Linked DNA regions of Homo sapiens: region 1 is linked to region 2. A link is an interaction called in ENCODE POLR2A ChIA-PET data of the cell type or tissue named here. Cell type or tissue: GM12878. All regions are shown on one strand. Links, peaks and the distances in the headings refer to the core of each region. The heading gives the core; the rest is flanking DNA.

What was found. Peaks named below come from ENCODE experiments on the same cell type or tissue, not always from the same donor. Only the 100,000 strongest peaks of a DNase experiment are listed, where the experiment ranks them.
Region 1: POLR2A ChIA-PET joins it to region 2 with 13 read pairs; 11 of 35 experiments call an interaction of 5 or more read pairs at or near these places.

What each region holds. Positions count from the first base shown.
Region 1 is chr1:113,938,870-113,947,210 of GRCh38, forward strand. HIPK1 (homeodomain interacting protein kinase 1) reads left to right here. Exons shown (of 16, transcript NM_198268.3): 2 at 1,513-2,590. The coding sequence starts at 1,515. Among named protein-coding and RNA genes, the nearest start is that of HIPK1-AS1, 14 kb to the left of the region's middle. In GM12878, for the core only: no CTCF peak of the experiment used is centred there; a DNase peak (open chromatin) is centred at 1,976; H3K4me3 peaks cover 588 bases; H3K27ac peaks cover 1,496 bases.
Region 2 is chr1:113,855,964-113,864,304 of GRCh38, forward strand. PTPN22 (protein tyrosine phosphatase non-receptor type 22) reads right to left here. Exons shown (of 21, transcript NM_015967.8): 2 at 3,389-3,497; 3 at 3,039-3,115; 4 at 2,515-2,610; 5 at 1,775-1,813; 6 at 585-656; 7 at 419-478. The region is part of intron 3 of AP4B1-AS1 (AP4B1 antisense RNA 1); the gene reads left to right. Among named protein-coding and RNA genes, the nearest start is that of PTPN22, 12 kb to the right of the region's middle. In GM12878, for the core only: a CTCF peak has its summit at 2,581; a DNase peak (open chromatin) is centred at 3,688; H3K4me3 peaks cover 3,662 bases; H3K27ac peaks cover 5,731 bases.

The sequences.
Region 1 (8,341 bases), core at 14-8,013, 83 kb after region 2:
ATTGCACTCCAGCTTGGGCTACAGAGTGAGACTCTGTCTCAAAAAAAAAAAAAAAAAAATACACACACACACACACACACACACACACACACACTTAGGAGATGGAATGGATAAGATAGAGATTAGATGTGGAGGAATAAGGGAGAGGAATGAGCCAGGATAATAGTATTAAATATGTGGTAGACACTATCATTTTACATGTATTAAATTATTTAATTCTCAGAACAACCCCATGAGGTAGGTATTGCTATCACCATTATGTAGCTGAGGAAACAGACATCCCTAATTTTTTTTCTTTTTTTTGAGACAGGGTGTCATTCTTTCACCCTGGCTGGAGTGCAGTGGCACGATCACAGCTCACTGCAGCCTCTACCTCTGGGCTCAGGTGATCACTTCTGCCTTCTGAGTAGCTAGGACTACAGGCATGTGCCACCATGCCTGGCTAACTTTTTTTTCTGTTTTTTTTTTTTTTTGTTGTTGTTGTTGTTTGTTTGTTTTAGAGACGGTTTCACCATGTTGCCCAGGCTGGAGCTCCCTGATTTCTGGCTTGAGGCGTTGGATGTGTGATGGCATCTCATAATTAAGATAGAAAACTGAAGGTGGGGTGGAGGCTCGTAAGTTTAATTCTGAATGTATTGAATATGAGGTGTTTGTGAAATGTCCAAGTTGCAGGGTTAAGTAGTCATTTGGATATAGGGTTTGGAGTTCAAAGCGAGAGAATCCTGGGTTAGAGATAGAGATTTTAGTCTTTTGAAGATGACTAATTTTGAGGAGTAATTATTAAAAAGGGGCAAAGGGTAGAGCAAGGAAAGAGGGATTACTATAGAGCCCCAAGGCATATGAGATCGGATGGTTGAAAATGGAGAAGATAAATATGAAATGGCTTGTGTGCTATGTCAGATGTTTGGACTTTATTCTGAAAAAATAGCTTTCAGTTTAATCTGTGGGCTTATTGAGCTGGAAGTGTCTGTGGGATATTCAGGGACAGAAAGCTGGACTGTTCTTACATCCTTTCCTCATATTTTTCTGCTAACTTTCCTCGGTTCTTCAGAATATACTCTAGCTTTCTCATCATCCTGGTTACTTTTTTTTTTTTTTTTTTCAATTTTAGTATTTTTAGAGACAGGGTCTCACTACATTGCCTAGGCTGGTCTCGAACTCCTCAGCTCAGGAGATCTTCCTGCCTTGGCCTCCCAAAGTGCTGGAATTAAAGGCTTGAGCCACTGTGCCTGGCCCATACTGGTTACTTTTTTATCTTAAAATGTGGTAGACAATTGAATGCATTTTATGTATGACCTGAGCAGAGTGGATAATCTTCACTTTGTCCAGCACGTTCTGTACACTGTTTCTATGAATATAGGTCAAGATTGAATTAGTTTTTGAGAAGAGGAGAACATTATTACATCATGTTTCTTTTATCAAGTAAAAGTGTGTGTGTGTGTTTGTGTGTTTTAAATCTAAGCCTTGTATCTTTTATCCTTGTGGTCTAATTCTTCCTTTCTCTCAATATAGGTATGGCATCACAGCTGCAAGTGTTTTCGCCCCCATCAGTGTCGTCGAGTGCCTTCTGCAGTGCGAAGAAACTGAAAATAGAGCCCTCTGGCTGGGATGTTTCAGGACAGAGTAGCAACGACAAATATTATACCCACAGCAAAACCCTCCCAGCCACACAAGGGCAAGCCAACTCCTCTCACCAGGTAGCAAATTTCAACATCCCTGCTTACGACCAGGGCCTCCTCCTCCCAGCTCCTGCAGTGGAGCATATTGTTGTAACAGCCGCTGATAGCTCGGGCAGTGCTGCTACATCAACCTTCCAAAGCAGCCAGACCCTGACTCACAGAAGCAACGTTTCTTTGCTTGAGCCATATCAAAAATGTGGATTGAAACGAAAAAGTGAGGAAGTTGACAGCAACGGTAGTGTGCAGATCATAGAAGAACATCCCCCTCTCATGCTGCAAAACAGGACTGTGGTGGGTGCTGCTGCCACAACCACCACTGTGACCACAAAGAGTAGCAGTTCCAGCGGAGAAGGGGATTACCAGCTGGTCCAGCATGAGATCCTTTGCTCTATGACCAATAGCTATGAAGTCTTGGAGTTCCTAGGCCGGGGGACATTTGGACAGGTGGCTAAGTGCTGGAAGAGGAGCACCAAGGAAATTGTGGCTATTAAAATCTTGAAGAACCACCCCTCCTATGCCAGACAAGGACAGATTGAAGTGAGCATCCTTTCCCGCCTAAGCAGTGAAAATGCTGATGAGTATAATTTTGTCCGTTCATACGAGTGCTTTCAGCATAAGAATCACACCTGCCTTGTTTTTGAAATGTTGGAGCAGAACTTATATGATTTTCTAAAGCAAAACAAATTTAGCCCACTGCCACTCAAGTACATCAGACCAATCTTGCAGCAGGTGGCCACAGCCTTGATGAAGCTCAAGAGTCTTGGTCTGATCCACGCTGACCTTAAGCCTGAAAACATCATGCTGGTTGATCCAGTTCGCCAGCCCTACCGAGTGAAGGTCATTGACTTTGGTTCTGCTAGTCACGTTTCCAAAGCTGTGTGCTCAACCTACTTACAGTCACGTTACTACAGGCAAGTGGCAAATGCTGAAAATCGTATCTTAGGCTAGAGTTCTGTCCTTATATTTAACATATACCCCGTAGGCTACATATAGCAATGAATTTGTTTATAGATTCTGAGATAGAAATAGGATATGTTTTAGCTCATTCTATGTGTGTGGCATTCCTATATATGACATTTATTTCTGAAATTTTATCTAGCACTGGAAAAATTAACTCAGTCTGATTCTGAAAGTTGTTACTAGTTGAATTATACTAGCACCTGGTTCTTTAGTATTATTTTACCTCATTTTCCCATTTTATTTATTTTATTTATTTATTTATTTATTTAGAGACAGAATCTCGCTCTGTCGCCCAGGCTGGAGTGCAGTGGCGTGATATCAGCTCACTGCAAGCCCCACCTCCTGGGTTCACGCCATTCTCCTGCCTCAGCCTCCTGAGTAGCTGGGACCACAGGCACCCGCCATCACGCCCGGCTAATTTTTTTTGTATTTTTAGTAGAGACGGGGTTTCACCGTGTTAGCCAGGATGGTCTCGATATCCTGACCTCGTGATCCACCCGTCTCGGCCTCCCAAAGCGCTGGGATTACAGGCGTGAGCCACCGTGCCCAGCCTATTTATTTATTTTTTTAAGATGGAGTTTCACTTGCCACCCAGGCTAGAGTGCAGTGGTGTGACATTGACTCACGGCAGCCTCCACCTCCTGGGGTCAAGTGATTTCTCCTGCTACTCCTGTCCTGAGTAGCTGGGACTACAGGCACCTGCTACCACGCCCGGCTAATTTTTTTGTTTTTAATAGAGATGGGGTTTCACCATGTTGACCGGGCTGGTTTTGAACTCCTGACCTCAGGTGATCCACCCGCCTCAGCCTCCCAAAGTGATTAGAGGCGTGAGCCACCATGCCCAGCCATTTTCCCATTTTGAAGAGTCTTGAAATACACAAAGATATTTACTTATTTGTAATGAATCTGAGCATATGTTGCTGTTTTTTCGAACCTCTTATCTTGGCAGGTAAAATAACGTGGGAATAACTCTAGGTTTAACTCTAGTAACATTTTATTCTTTTACATTTTCTTCTGTAGTAGCATGAATTGAATTACATGGTTGCTACAATCTCTTCCTGTTTTAACTTTCTCTAAATACTTTGAACTTAATGGGTTATCCTAGAATGGCCTTGACCCAAGTACCTTATACTTTAATGATATATATTTCTAGATTGATACTTTTAATGTAGCTACCATTTTAATATATAATAATTATTGGGACAGTATGTAAATGCTGATATATACAATTTTGTCTGTACCATAACCAAGGCTTTTAAAATGTGCTTTTTATCAGCACCCATTTACTTACTTGCCTAGTTATTAATTTTAAGGAATCTAATATTTAGTTTTAATGGCCATACATTAAATACAAATCATGTAAGCATCCAATCAAGAAGTGAAATAATAAAAACATAGATAACCTATAAAATATGTTTATAAGGAGCTATACATGCCAGATGCCTGTAATAAAATTTGAGGAAATAGAAATTCTGAATTAAGAATTTTATATTATGTGTGAAAATAATGTGAGGATATTTTAACCCATACAAGGACTCAGAAAAAATGTCATCTGCATGTTTCCTTTTTTAAAAACATTGTGGTAAGATGTTTATAATAGGAAATTTACAATTTTAACCATTTGGTACCACTCATTGTGTTAAGTACATTCATAGTGTTGTGTAACCATCACTGCTGTCTGTTAAGTATATTCACAATGTTGTGTAACCATCACCACTATTTCCAAATGTTTTCATCACCCAAAACAGAAATTCTAACCATTAAGCAATAACTCCCTATTCTCTCTTCTTCCTACCACTGGTAATCTTGATTTGACTTTCTGTCTCTATGAATTTGCCTATTCTAGATACTGCATGTAAGTGGAATCATACAATATTTGTCTTTTTGTGTCTAGTTTATTTCACTTAGTGTAATGCTTTTGAGGCTAATCCATGCTGTAACATGTATCAGAACTTCATTCCTTTTATGGCTGTATAATATTCCATTGTTTGTATATACCACATTTTGTTTATGCATTCATCTGTTGGTAGATATTTGGGTTGTTGCTACCTTTAGGCTGTTGTGAATAATGCTGCTATGAACATTGGTGTACAAGTATCCTAGTCCCTATTTTCAGTTCTTTTGGGGATATAGCTAGGAGTGGAATTGCTGGGTCACATGATAATTCTATGTTTAACTTTTTGCAGAATTACCAAATTATTTTCCACAGAGGCTGCACTATTTTACATTCCTACCAGCAGTGGATGTGCATTCCAAATTTCTCCACATTTTCTCTAACATTTGTTATTTTTTTTATTTAAAAATATTGTTTGTTTATTTTTACAGAGACAGGGGCTGCCTCTATTGCTCATGCTGGAGTACAGTGGCACGATCATAGTTCACTGTAGCCTCCAACTCCTGGACTTGAGCAGTCCTCCCACTTCAGCCTCCCAAGTAGCTAGGACTGCAGTCACACTCCACCATACCTGGCTAATTACTATTATTTTATTTTTTGTGGCGACAGTGTTTTGAGGGTCTCATTTTGTTGCCCAATCTGGTCTCAAACTACTGGCCTCAAGCCATCCTCCTGCCTCAGTCTCCCAAAGTTCTGGGATTACAGGTGTGAACTACCACTCCTGGCCTTGTTTTGTTTTTTAAATAATAGCCATGGGTTTTTTTTTTTTTTTTTTTTTTTTTTTTTGAGATGGAGTTTCACTCTTGTTGCCTAGGCTGGAGTGCAGTGGTGCGATCTCGGCTCACTGCAGCCTCTGCCTCCCAGGATTCTCCTGCCTCAGCCTCCCGAGTAGCTGGGATTACAGGTGCCTGCCACCACACCCAGCTAATTTTTGTATTTTTAGTAGAGATGGGGTTTTACCATGTTGGCCAGGCTGGTCTCGAACTCCTGACCTCAGGTGATCTGCCCACCTTGGCCTCCCAAAGTGCTGGGATTACAGGCATGAGCCACTATGCCTGGCCAATAATAGTTTTTTTTTGTTTTTTTTTTGTTTTTTTTTTGAGATGGAGTCTTGCTCTGTTGCCAGGCTGGAGTGCAGTGGCACAATCTCGGTTCACTGCAACCTCCACCTCACAGGTTCAAGCAGTTCTCCTAGCTTGGCCTCCTGAGTAGCTGGGAATACAGGTGCCACCATGCCCAGCTAATTTTTGTATTTTTAGTAGAGACAGGGTTTCACCATGTTGGCCGGGATGGTCTCGATCTCTTGACCTCGTGATGAAGTGCTGGGATTACAGGCATGAGCCACCGGGCCCGGTCAATAATAGCCATTCTTATGGGTGTGAAGTGGTATCTCATTGTGGTTTTGATTTGTATTTCCCTAATGATTAATGATGTTGAGCATTTGTTTTATTTTGTTTTGTTTTGAGACAGAGTCCCACTTTGTCACCCAGGCTGGGGTGCAGTTGTGCAATCATGGCTTACTGCAGCCATGACCTCTCAGGCTCAAGCAGTCCTCCCACCTTAGCCTTTCGGGTACCTGAGACTACGGGCATGCACCCCCACACCTGACTAGTGTTTTGTATTTTTAGTAGAGACGGGGTTTCACTGTGTTGCCCAGGCTGGTCTCAAACTCATAGGCTCAAGTGATATGCCCGCCTCGGCAACCCAAAGTGCTGGGATTACAGACATGAGCCACCATGCCCAGCCTGGCATTTTTTTATGTGCCCGACATCTGTATATCTTCTTTGGAGAAATGTCTATTTAAGTCCTTTCCTCATTTCTTGAATTGGGCTTTTTGTTGTTGAGTTGTATACTCTATATACTTAATTTTCATCTATTCCTTGGGTTGCCTTTTTACCTGTTGATAGTGTTTGACACAGAAAAGTTTTTAACTTTGGTGAAGTGCAGTTTGTCTACTTTTTCTTTGGTTGCTTGTGCTTTTGGTGACATATCCAAGAAGTCACTGTTAAGTCGAAATCATACAGATTTTCCCCTATGTTTTCTGCTAAGAGTTTTATAGTTTTAGCTCTTATATTTTGGTCTTTGATTCTTTGTTGATTTTTGTCTATGGTCCAAGGTACAAATCCAGTGTAATTCTTTGGCATGTGACTATTCAGTTCTTCAAACACCATTTGCTAAGAAGATTGTCCTTTCTGCATTGGGTGGTTTGGGCACCCTTGTTGGAATCATTTGAACATATATACAAATAATTCTTATCTTCTATTGCTTTCCCATTTTCAATGTTGGGCTCTCTATTCCATTAATCTATATATGTCTTTATGCCAGTACCACATTGTTTTGATTATTGTAGCTTTGTAGTAAGTTTGAAATCAGGAAGTGTGAGACCTCCAACTTTGTTCTTTTTCAAGATTGTTTTGGCTATTTGGGGTCTTTGAGGGTCCATATAAATTTTAGGATGGGTTTTTCTATTTTATACAAAAACCATAATTGCTTTTTATTAAGGATAGCGATGAATCTGTAGATGACTTTGGGTAGTATTGACAGCTTAATAGTAAGTCAGTCCATCCTTATTTCTTTATATCTTTTCACAGTTTTATAAAACTGGTATTTTTTACTTGAGGTAAGGTAAATAAACTCTTAGAGCCTTTGTTTTCTGGTTTTATGCTGCCCTAGGCAACCTTGGCTAACTTTAAGAATGTCATCTCCATTTATTTATTTATGCCTTGGGAGATTTAGGTTCCAACTACATTTGCTTTTTAATGCTCTCCTTTGAGCAGTCTCACCACCAGCCACACCAACATAACATATATATAACATACTCTACAGGTGCACTGAAGAATTCAGCGCAGCATCCCATTTTGAGTCCTCAGGAGGGACTAGGCAGACCACAGCTGAAGGAAGAGGGCTGATCAGCTCTTCCTTTCTGTCTTGACTCTGTGCCTGCAGGTGTTCTTTAACTATTTGTTTGCCCTGTCAAAGACAAAGTGCATTCTCTTGTGATAACAGAGTAGTTTTTAAATTGAAAAAGGGAGAGCAATAGGAGATAAAAATTATTTGGCTTTGTTATAATTGGGGCATGTTAATACAAAATAAAATGAATTATTTGGCTGCTTAGCTTTCTGTAATGTGTAATTCATTTGAATAATTTTCAGTGTTAGGTTGCTGATCTTTGTATTTTTTATCCTTTTAATTTAAGCTGTCAATTGATTCATTTTGGTTTTGTTTTTTATAGAAACTAAGGTTTTCAAATCTTCAAAGTTACCCTTCGACAAAGCTTTCTTTAAATTCACTGCAATATAGTTGTTGACTATAATTTTAAGTGGAGCTAAGTTTGCCTCTTAAAAACAGGAGTTCATTCTGTGTATTACTGAGTAATTACTCTGTATACTGAAGTTCAGTGCCCAGGGCTTGACAGTGTTTAGGATTTAACATGAGTGTTCTGTTGTGTCACAGTAATACTTGATAATGAGCCTAAGGCAGATGGAACAGCAGCTCAGGCATTCCTTCTTTATCACTAGTTTTACCCGCAGTGGTCCTCTTAAGCTTCTTTGATGTTGCTTTGTTGCCATATTAGAGTCCATTAAGTCCTCACCCTTCTGTCTTTCAAAAAACCTCTGTGAAATCTGTTTGGCTGGTGAAGCATTTTGACTCCAAAGCTAGTCCTTCTCTTACCCACCTTTTTAGTTTACCTTGCTTTGTCTTTCTGATAATATGCCAGTATTATCAGCTCACATAAATTTGCCAACTTGCTGTGTCCATTGGCCCTGGGCATGGCTAAATGATTCAGGCAGTGGAAATAATATACTTT
Region 2 (8,341 bases), core at 60-8,059:
TGTGCCATGGTATAGAATAGATTGAAGACATATTATAACAATGGTCTCTTCTTTTTTTCTTCTTCTTTGAGACACAGTCTTGCTCTGTCACCCAGGCTGCAGTACAGTGGCACCATCTCGGTTCACTGCAACCTCCACCTCCAGGGCTTAAATGATTTCTCCTGCCTAAGCCTCTTGACTAGCTGGAACCACAGGCATGCACCACCACGCCCAGCTAATTTTTTGTGTGTTTTTAGTAGAGACAGGTTTTTGCCATGTCGGCCAGGCTCAAAGTTCTCTTGAATATGAAGACTCATTCATGACATCAAAGACCCTACCACTTCCCATTGTCTTATGCCCAGCCTGAGCTACACACATCTATATTTACTTGCCTGATCTCTATAGGCTTTTGAGTTTATCATTCTTATTTTATACTTACACTATTGAACTTAACTTTTAGAGTCCTGATTATATAATCAGATTTCCTTTTTTCAGCTTCCTAAAAAGAAAAAGAAGACTCAAGTATTAGTGATTGCAAAGACAAGCTCTCTATAAGGTAGACCCTGGAGGCTTTACTCAGACATGAGAACAGACATTACACTTACACAGGATACAGAGAAAGGGCCAAATTCCAGCTGCATCTCTCCTGGCTCAGCCCAGTAGCGCTCACACTTTTTCTGTTGCACAAAGCAGAATACAGTGATTTCCCTCCATATATTCTAGTCTTTTCCACTCTCTCATTTGGAAGCAAATTCAGCTCTATGTCCTTCACCTTAGGTTAGGTGCGTCTAACCCCTTTGGGCTTCAACCCCTACATTATTGGAATCTCCAAAGATGGGAAAACAAACATTAAAGGATATATAAATTACAGACTTCCTGGGAGTCTGAAAAAGTAGAAATAGAAATCTTTGACCTATTTTTAGTATTTCACAAGAACTAACAGAAATCATATGTCTACTAAAACAGCTGCACAAGCTAAGTGAAATACCTAGTTCCCTTGCTTTTGATTAGAATTGTCAACTCAGAATGGCAACAGTAGAACAGTGATATCCAGTAAAAATATAATGTGAACCACAAATGTAATTTTAAATTTTCAAACAGACATATTAAAAAATGAAAAGAGGTGAAATTAATTTTAATAACATATCTTAGCCCAATATATCAAAACATTCTGACATGTAACCAATATAAAATAATTATCAGATATTTGGCATTTTTTACTAAGTCTTCAAAATCCAGTGTATATTTTATATTTATAGCTAATCTCAATTAGGATGCCAAATTTTGGAAATATTTTATTTCCATTTAGATTTAATAAAACTTACATTTGAAAAATTTTCACATACTCAAACAGCTTTCTGATAACTGAATTGCATGTCAGTTTTTAAGTTTAAATCAATTAAAATAATTGAGTTCCCCAGTCACATTAGCCATATTTTAAATGCTCAATAGCTGTATGTGGCTGGTGGATGCAATATTGGACGGCACAGGATTAAAAGCTCTGGCTGGCAGTTAAAGATATCTAATTAATAGAAATGGGCAAGTGATTTGTTAATCTTAAAAGCATACCTTGTTTTTAACTGTAAAACATAGGGTCTACTGAGAAAACAAACAAATAGGATTCTTAGGAGAAAAAAAAAATCCTCTGAGAATCACGTGGCATTCCCAAACTGAAAACTATGAAGATGACATAAGTTTTATCTAGGTACACTCAGGTAAGTTCTGCTGCCAATTTCCCTCTCCTTTTTCTTCTTTCCTTTGTTTTAAGGTCAGCAGGTACTAGAAAGTAACTTACCTTTCCCATTTCATACTCCATGCATGCCATAACAATGATCTGGGGGATGAAATAGATAGAAACTTAAACATTCATATATAGTTAGAAAGAGCAGTTAATACATGGATCCCAGACTCAGAAAGTATTAACCGTTCTTTTTTCTGTTTTGTCGTTTTTTTTTAACCAAAAAATAAATCCTGGTGACTTATAAAATATTGCTGCTACTCTTCCTTCATTCTGACAATACTTCCCCTTTCTCTGTTCAGACCAGTAATCTTGTTACCAAATGAGCCTGTCAAGGTAAGAACTTTCTCATTTTTAAATTTATTTTTATTATTTTTTAAAACTTATTTATTTTTGAGACAGGGTCTCATTCTGTCACCCAGGCTGGAGTGCTGTGGCACAATCTCAGCTTACTGCAGTCTCAACCTCATGGGCTCAAGCGATTCTCCCATATCAGCTTCCCCAGTAGCTGGGACTACAGGCACACACCACCACTCCCAGCTAATTTTTGTATTTTTTGTAGAGACAGGGTTTTGCAATGTTGCCCAGGCTGGTCTAGAACCCCTAGGCTCAAGCTATCCACCCCTCTTGGCCTCCCAGAGTACACCTGGCTGAGAACTTTCATTTCCTTGGACAAGAATGGCATTGTGATTCTGACTAAAAGATGCCTGAACCCTGAAGTTCCACTGACCAATTTTTTAAAAGCACTGTTTTTAATAAAGTAGAGAATAAAGTAACAAAAGCAACACCATACTTACAAGGACACTATATTCCCAAATCATCCTCCAGAAGTCCAGGAGGGTTGTAGATAAAGGACCCTGGGTGGCAATATAAGCCTTGGGTCCATAAACTCCCTAAAGGGGAACAGAAATTACACGGGGTGACTACAAATAATACCCTGTTCTCACCTAGTCCTCCGCTTCCTTTTTTTTTTTTTTTTGAGATGGTCTCACTGTGTTACCCAGGCTGGAGTGCAGTGGCATAATCACAGCTCACTGCAGCCTTGACCTCCTGGCTTCAGGCAATCCCCTTTCCTCAGCCTCTCCAGTAGCTGGGACTACAAGCGCATGCCACCACACCTGGCTAATTTTTTAACTTTTTGTTGAGATGGGGTCTCATATGTTGCCCAGGCTGGTCTGAAATTCTTGCGTTCAAGTGATCTTTCCGCCTCAGCCTCCCAAAGTGCTGGGATTACAGGCATGAGCCACTGAGTCCAGCCAGCCCTCCCCTTTTTTTGGGTATCTAGAGAAATATGGAATGCTTTTATTTTCTTTCACTGTACCTTAATGAAGTTGGCATTGATGTAGCTGGAATCCTCATCAGAGGTTATCAGGGATAGTTCTACCCGGCTATAATCATCTATAATACAAAAGACAGACATAGTACAATTAAGAGGGCTTAGTCAGCAGATTTAAATCAGGGCCTAACACTGTGAATAGTGTATGCTCATGAGTGAACAAGTGAGTGAATGAATGAATGAATGAATGAATATTCTTTTGCAGTCATAAATAGTACAAACTAAGTTGTCAATGCCATGTTCCAAGATCAGGATCAGTAAGCAATGGGTACAAAGAGATAGTAATGATTGAATTTGGGAGAAAGTATGAGTTTATAGAGAGAAATGGAACTTACAGGGCAAAATATCCTTATATCTGTTTTTCTTGATATTCTTGGGCTTCTCAGCCACAGTTGTAGGATAGGTTTTGTCTGCCTTGTACTTGGTAGATTGCCTTTTCAGCTTCTGTAATAAGATTCCAAGAAAAATTAATCTTCCTAGAGAAATGAGGTAAGAAGCTATCTCTAAAGAGCTTTCCTTTTCCACTGGCAAAACATTCTACCTCAACCCTTTTATTATCTTCTGGTTCTGACTCCGTTCAGGACAGAGCTGCAGAGCATAAGGAGACCTGAGTTCAGTGACATTTGGGGAAGTGAAAAGATCACACTTACTGCAGCTGAGCCATAGATAGCGTGAACTTAAAAGTGAAACTTGTGAATATTTTAAGAACCAAATATCTTCTGGAAGCAAGCTATATGCTCCACCCAATGGGCAGATATTAAAAGCTTAATTTACTTTCTTTATAACTGCTTTTTAGTTAAATGGTCAACTGGAAAATAATTAAGTTCTATTAGTCTTTTTACTTCAGATCGCTTTTTTTTCTAAGTGGAAGTGGAGCTTAAGCTGAATAAAATTTCTCTATATCTAGCAAAATTTCAAAGATTTCAGTTCCAAAAGCAGTCACTTTTTTTTTTTTTTTTTTTTGAGATAAAGTTTCACTCTGTCACCCAGGCTGGAGTGCAGTGGCTTGACCACAGCTCAATGCAGCCTCAACTTTCTGGGCTCAGGTGATTCTTCCACCTCAGCCTCACCTCCCACCTCAGCCTTACCTCCTGAAAGCTGGGACCACAGGCACAAGCATCACACCTGGATAGTTCTCATATTTTCAGTAGAGAAGGGATTTCACCATGTTGCCCAGGCTGGTCTCAAACTCCTGGGCTCAAGCAATGCACCTTCCTTGGCCTCACATAACTTTTATTACTGTAGATTATCATAATTGTTCTATTGTATTACTAGCTATTATTGCTAATCTCTTATTGTGCCTAATTTATAAATTGACCTTAATTATAGATATGTATGTATAGGTAAAAACAACATAGTGTACGTAAGATTTGGTACTATCTGCAGTTTCAGGCATCTACTATAGGTCTTCAAACACATCCTCCGTATATAAAGAGAGCCTACTGTAGTTTGAATTCCTCTGGATTTTCAGAACTGGATTTGAGAGGAGAGATACTGAACTGATATCTTTTTGTTTGTTTGTTTGTTTAACTTTGAACCCCAAGAAGCTACTGAACTATCTTTATAGCATATTTTTACTTCAAGATGGATATGGATACAAGTGGACTAATTTGGGAATTTAAGGACACATGAAAGACTAGGCTGAATTTCAGCTGAAGTTACACCAATTTTTCAAATCTCCCTGCTCTTAAGCAACTTCAGAATGATCATTTTCAGGTTGCTGTTGATCCCAGGGCTGCTGAAAAGATCTCAAGTCCCAGAACAGTTTCTTCTAGGAGTCTCCAGAACTAAGCTCAGTGCATACTCCTTGTTATACTGTTTTTATTTATTTTTGTTTTATTTTGCTTGTGGAACGCTTTCTAGGGAGAATGCTATACACAAAGCCCTTTGCGTAAGATATCCTTCAATTAATTTGGCAAAATGTTACAGATAAAGGTGATGGGTGTGTGTGTGTATGTGTGTCCTATATTTGTTTAGCTGCCTTCACTGCTACCTTCAACAATAAGGCAGAATGGCTTTCATTTTTCCTACTCCTTTCCTCCCCCTCGAGTAATCTAGCTGGATGACAAAAGCAGACACTCTTAGCAAAACATCACACAGGAAATGCCTACAGAATTATTCATTTGTAATGTATGAAAGATTTGATTTTTTTCCCTCAAACATCTTATCTTAAGGTCATACCACTGTGAAGTCTTCCTTTTTCTTTCTGTTTTTTTGTTTGTTTGTTTTTGTTTTTGTTTTTGAGACAAAGTCTTGCTCTATCGCCCAGGCTGGAGTGCAGTGGCATGATCTCGGTTCACTGCAACCTCTGCCACCCAGGTTCAAGCAATTCTCATGCCTCAGCTTCCAAAGTAGCTGGGGTTACAGGCGCCCGCCACCATGCCTGGCCAATTTTTTGTATTTTTGGTAGAGACGGGGTTTCACCATGTTGGCCAGGATGGTCTGGAACTCCTGACCTCGTGATCTGCCCGCCTTGGCCTCCCGAAGTGGTGGGATTACAGTCGTGAGCCACCGCGCCCGGCCAATTTTTTTTTGTATTTTTAGTAGAGACAGGGTTTCGCCATGTTGGCCAGGCTGGTCTTGAACTCCTGACCTCAAGTGATCCCCCCACCTCGGCCTCCCAAAGTGCTGGGATTATAGGCATGAGCCACCGCGCCCGGCAGGCTTCATTTTTCTCTTCCACCTCTCTTCCTGCCAGACTCCCGGGCTCCAATATCCCAAGAAAGAACAAATTAGGGCAAAATTAGGGCAGAAAAAGTAATAAACTACACCAGAAAAGGAGGAACCCTGAAAGTAGAAAGCAAAAGGGTATAAAAGAGGAAGCAGGGTCATGGGGATGGGTTTAAGTTTGTGAAGAAAAGATATGAGATCTAAAGGGTGAAGGTATTTCTTTGCCAACTACAAGGTAGGGGTGTGAGTTCCCTAGAGGAAGTACCATCAAGAGAAGTCAGGGGAATAGTTGCCAAGAGGATAAAGTGAAGAGACTGGGTGCGGTGGCTCACACCTGTAATCCCAGCACTTTGGGATGCCGAGGCAGGCAGATCACTAGGTCAGGAGTTCGAGACCAGCCTGGCCAGCATAGTGAAACCCCGTCTCTACCAAAAATACAAAAAAAATTAGCTGGGCATGGTGGCAGACCCCTGTAATCCCAGCTATTCAGGAGGCTAAGGCAAGGAGAATCGCTTGAACCTGGAAGGCAGAGATTGCAGTAAGCTGAGATCACACCACTGCACTCCAGCCTGGGTGACAGTGTGAGACTCCGCCTCAAAAAAAATAAAAATAAAAATAAAAAAGAGAATAAAGTGAAGAGAGAGCTCAACATCCCTCGTGGGCCCTGAAATAGGGTGGAATGTGTGAGAAACCAGATTCTGTGTGTGCTTGATAAGCTAATAGTAAGTTCATTTGGTTTGTAGATGATACTACCCCTTTCGTTTCAAGAAAGGAGAGGAGAATGGGGATCCTGGCCAGTATAACAAGGAGTATTAGATTCTAGAAATTCGGATTGAGTCATTTGCATGTTATTCTCACAGACTAGTAAATAAAATAAAGTCACTCCCAAAAAAGAACAGAAAGTAAAAGAAAGCACAAGACCACGATATCTTTGCCTTGAAGGACTACATTACTGGATAGAAGACGTAGCATTTTAGATACATTTTAGGGAGAGGAAAATTAAACTTGGCCCTCCTGTGCTAGGTGGGAGAACACAAAGTTTGGCTGTCTCGAGAACTCTGCAAGGTAGTTCCTCAGTGCCTTGCAAATATAGGTCAGTATTATACCAAGCCTCCATCAGGACAGAAGAAGTACAAGTGGTAAGGAATGGCATTAGGAGCTCAGGCTTCTAAATCCAGTAATCAGGAGAACTACCAGTAGGAATGGAGGACAAGACTGAATTGTACGAGCGTGCAATGCAATCATCTTCAACAAGACTGACAAACTTATCGAGGTTAGTTTCCAGTGCAATAGTGGGGCAAATGGGTAGGTGGGTAGGCAATAGCTAAATTGGGGTGAGTAAACCAAGAGGTTCAACTTTAGATACATAAAATGTGAGAAAATGGCAAGAAATGTGTGTGTTGTTGGTTGGTTGGTTGGTTTTTGAGACAGAATCTTGCCTTGTCACCCAGCAGAGAGTTCAGTGGCGCAATCTTGGCTCACTGCAACCTCTGCCTCCCAGGTTCAAGTGATCCTCCCACCTCAGCCTCCTGAGTAGCTGGGATTACAGGCACCTGCCACCATGCCCAGCTAACTTTTGTATTTTTATTAGAGACAGGGTTTTACCACGTTGGCCAGGCTGGTCTTGAACTCTTGACCTCAAGTGATCCGCCTGCCTCAGCCTCCCAAAGTGTGGGGATTACAGGCGTGAGCCGCTGCGCTCAGCCAAGAAATGTGTTTTAAGTGTCCTGTGAGTAAATGAAAATGTAGGACTAGATGGTCCCTAGTGAGAGGCTGGAGATGGTGTTAGAGAAATCAGCTTCAGAGGTGATGTGATACATTTATTCTGGTGGTGGCATTTTTAAAAATTGCACCTTAATGTGCACAAAGGTCAAGAAATGCTGATAAATATGTTCAAGTGATAGGCTGATTCACAGGAATGAGTAGTGTCAATTCATAGATGTTTGTGCACTTGCTCTGTAGGAAGTACCTTGTTGATAACTGTTTGGTTAGTATCATTACTATAATATACACAGAACCAGGATGTATCTATGTCTCCTTTATAGAACCAAGATGTAGCCAGATCTTTGATATGTCTCTGGTCTTCTAATGAATCTCCAGAAGTTGCAATAGTACCAGTCTGATTTCTAGTATAGTTTAAACTGTTAGCACCTAAACCTGGCCTTCAGAACTAGGTATCTTCTTTCTGTTAGGATTCAATGAATCCTTTATATTTAATAAATATATATATATATATATATATTTTTTTTTGACATGGGATCTCACTCTGTCATCCAGGCTAGAGTGCAGTGGCGCGATCTCGGCTCACTGCAACTTTGCCTGCAATCCCAGCTACTCGGGAGGCTGAGATAGGAGAGTCACTTGCGGTGAGCCAAGATCGCACCATTGCACTCTGGTCTGGGCAAAAAGAGCAAAACTCCATCTCAAAACAGACAAACAAACAAACAAACAAAAAACTGAAATTGTGGTAAGTGCTATGAAAAATAACAAATGGTGCTAATAAGAACTTACAATAGAAGATTTGATCTATTCAAAGAGGTCCAGAAAGCTTTCTCTGGCCAGGTGTGGTGGCTCATGGTTGTAATCTCAGCACTTTGGGAGGCTGAGGCTGGAGGATC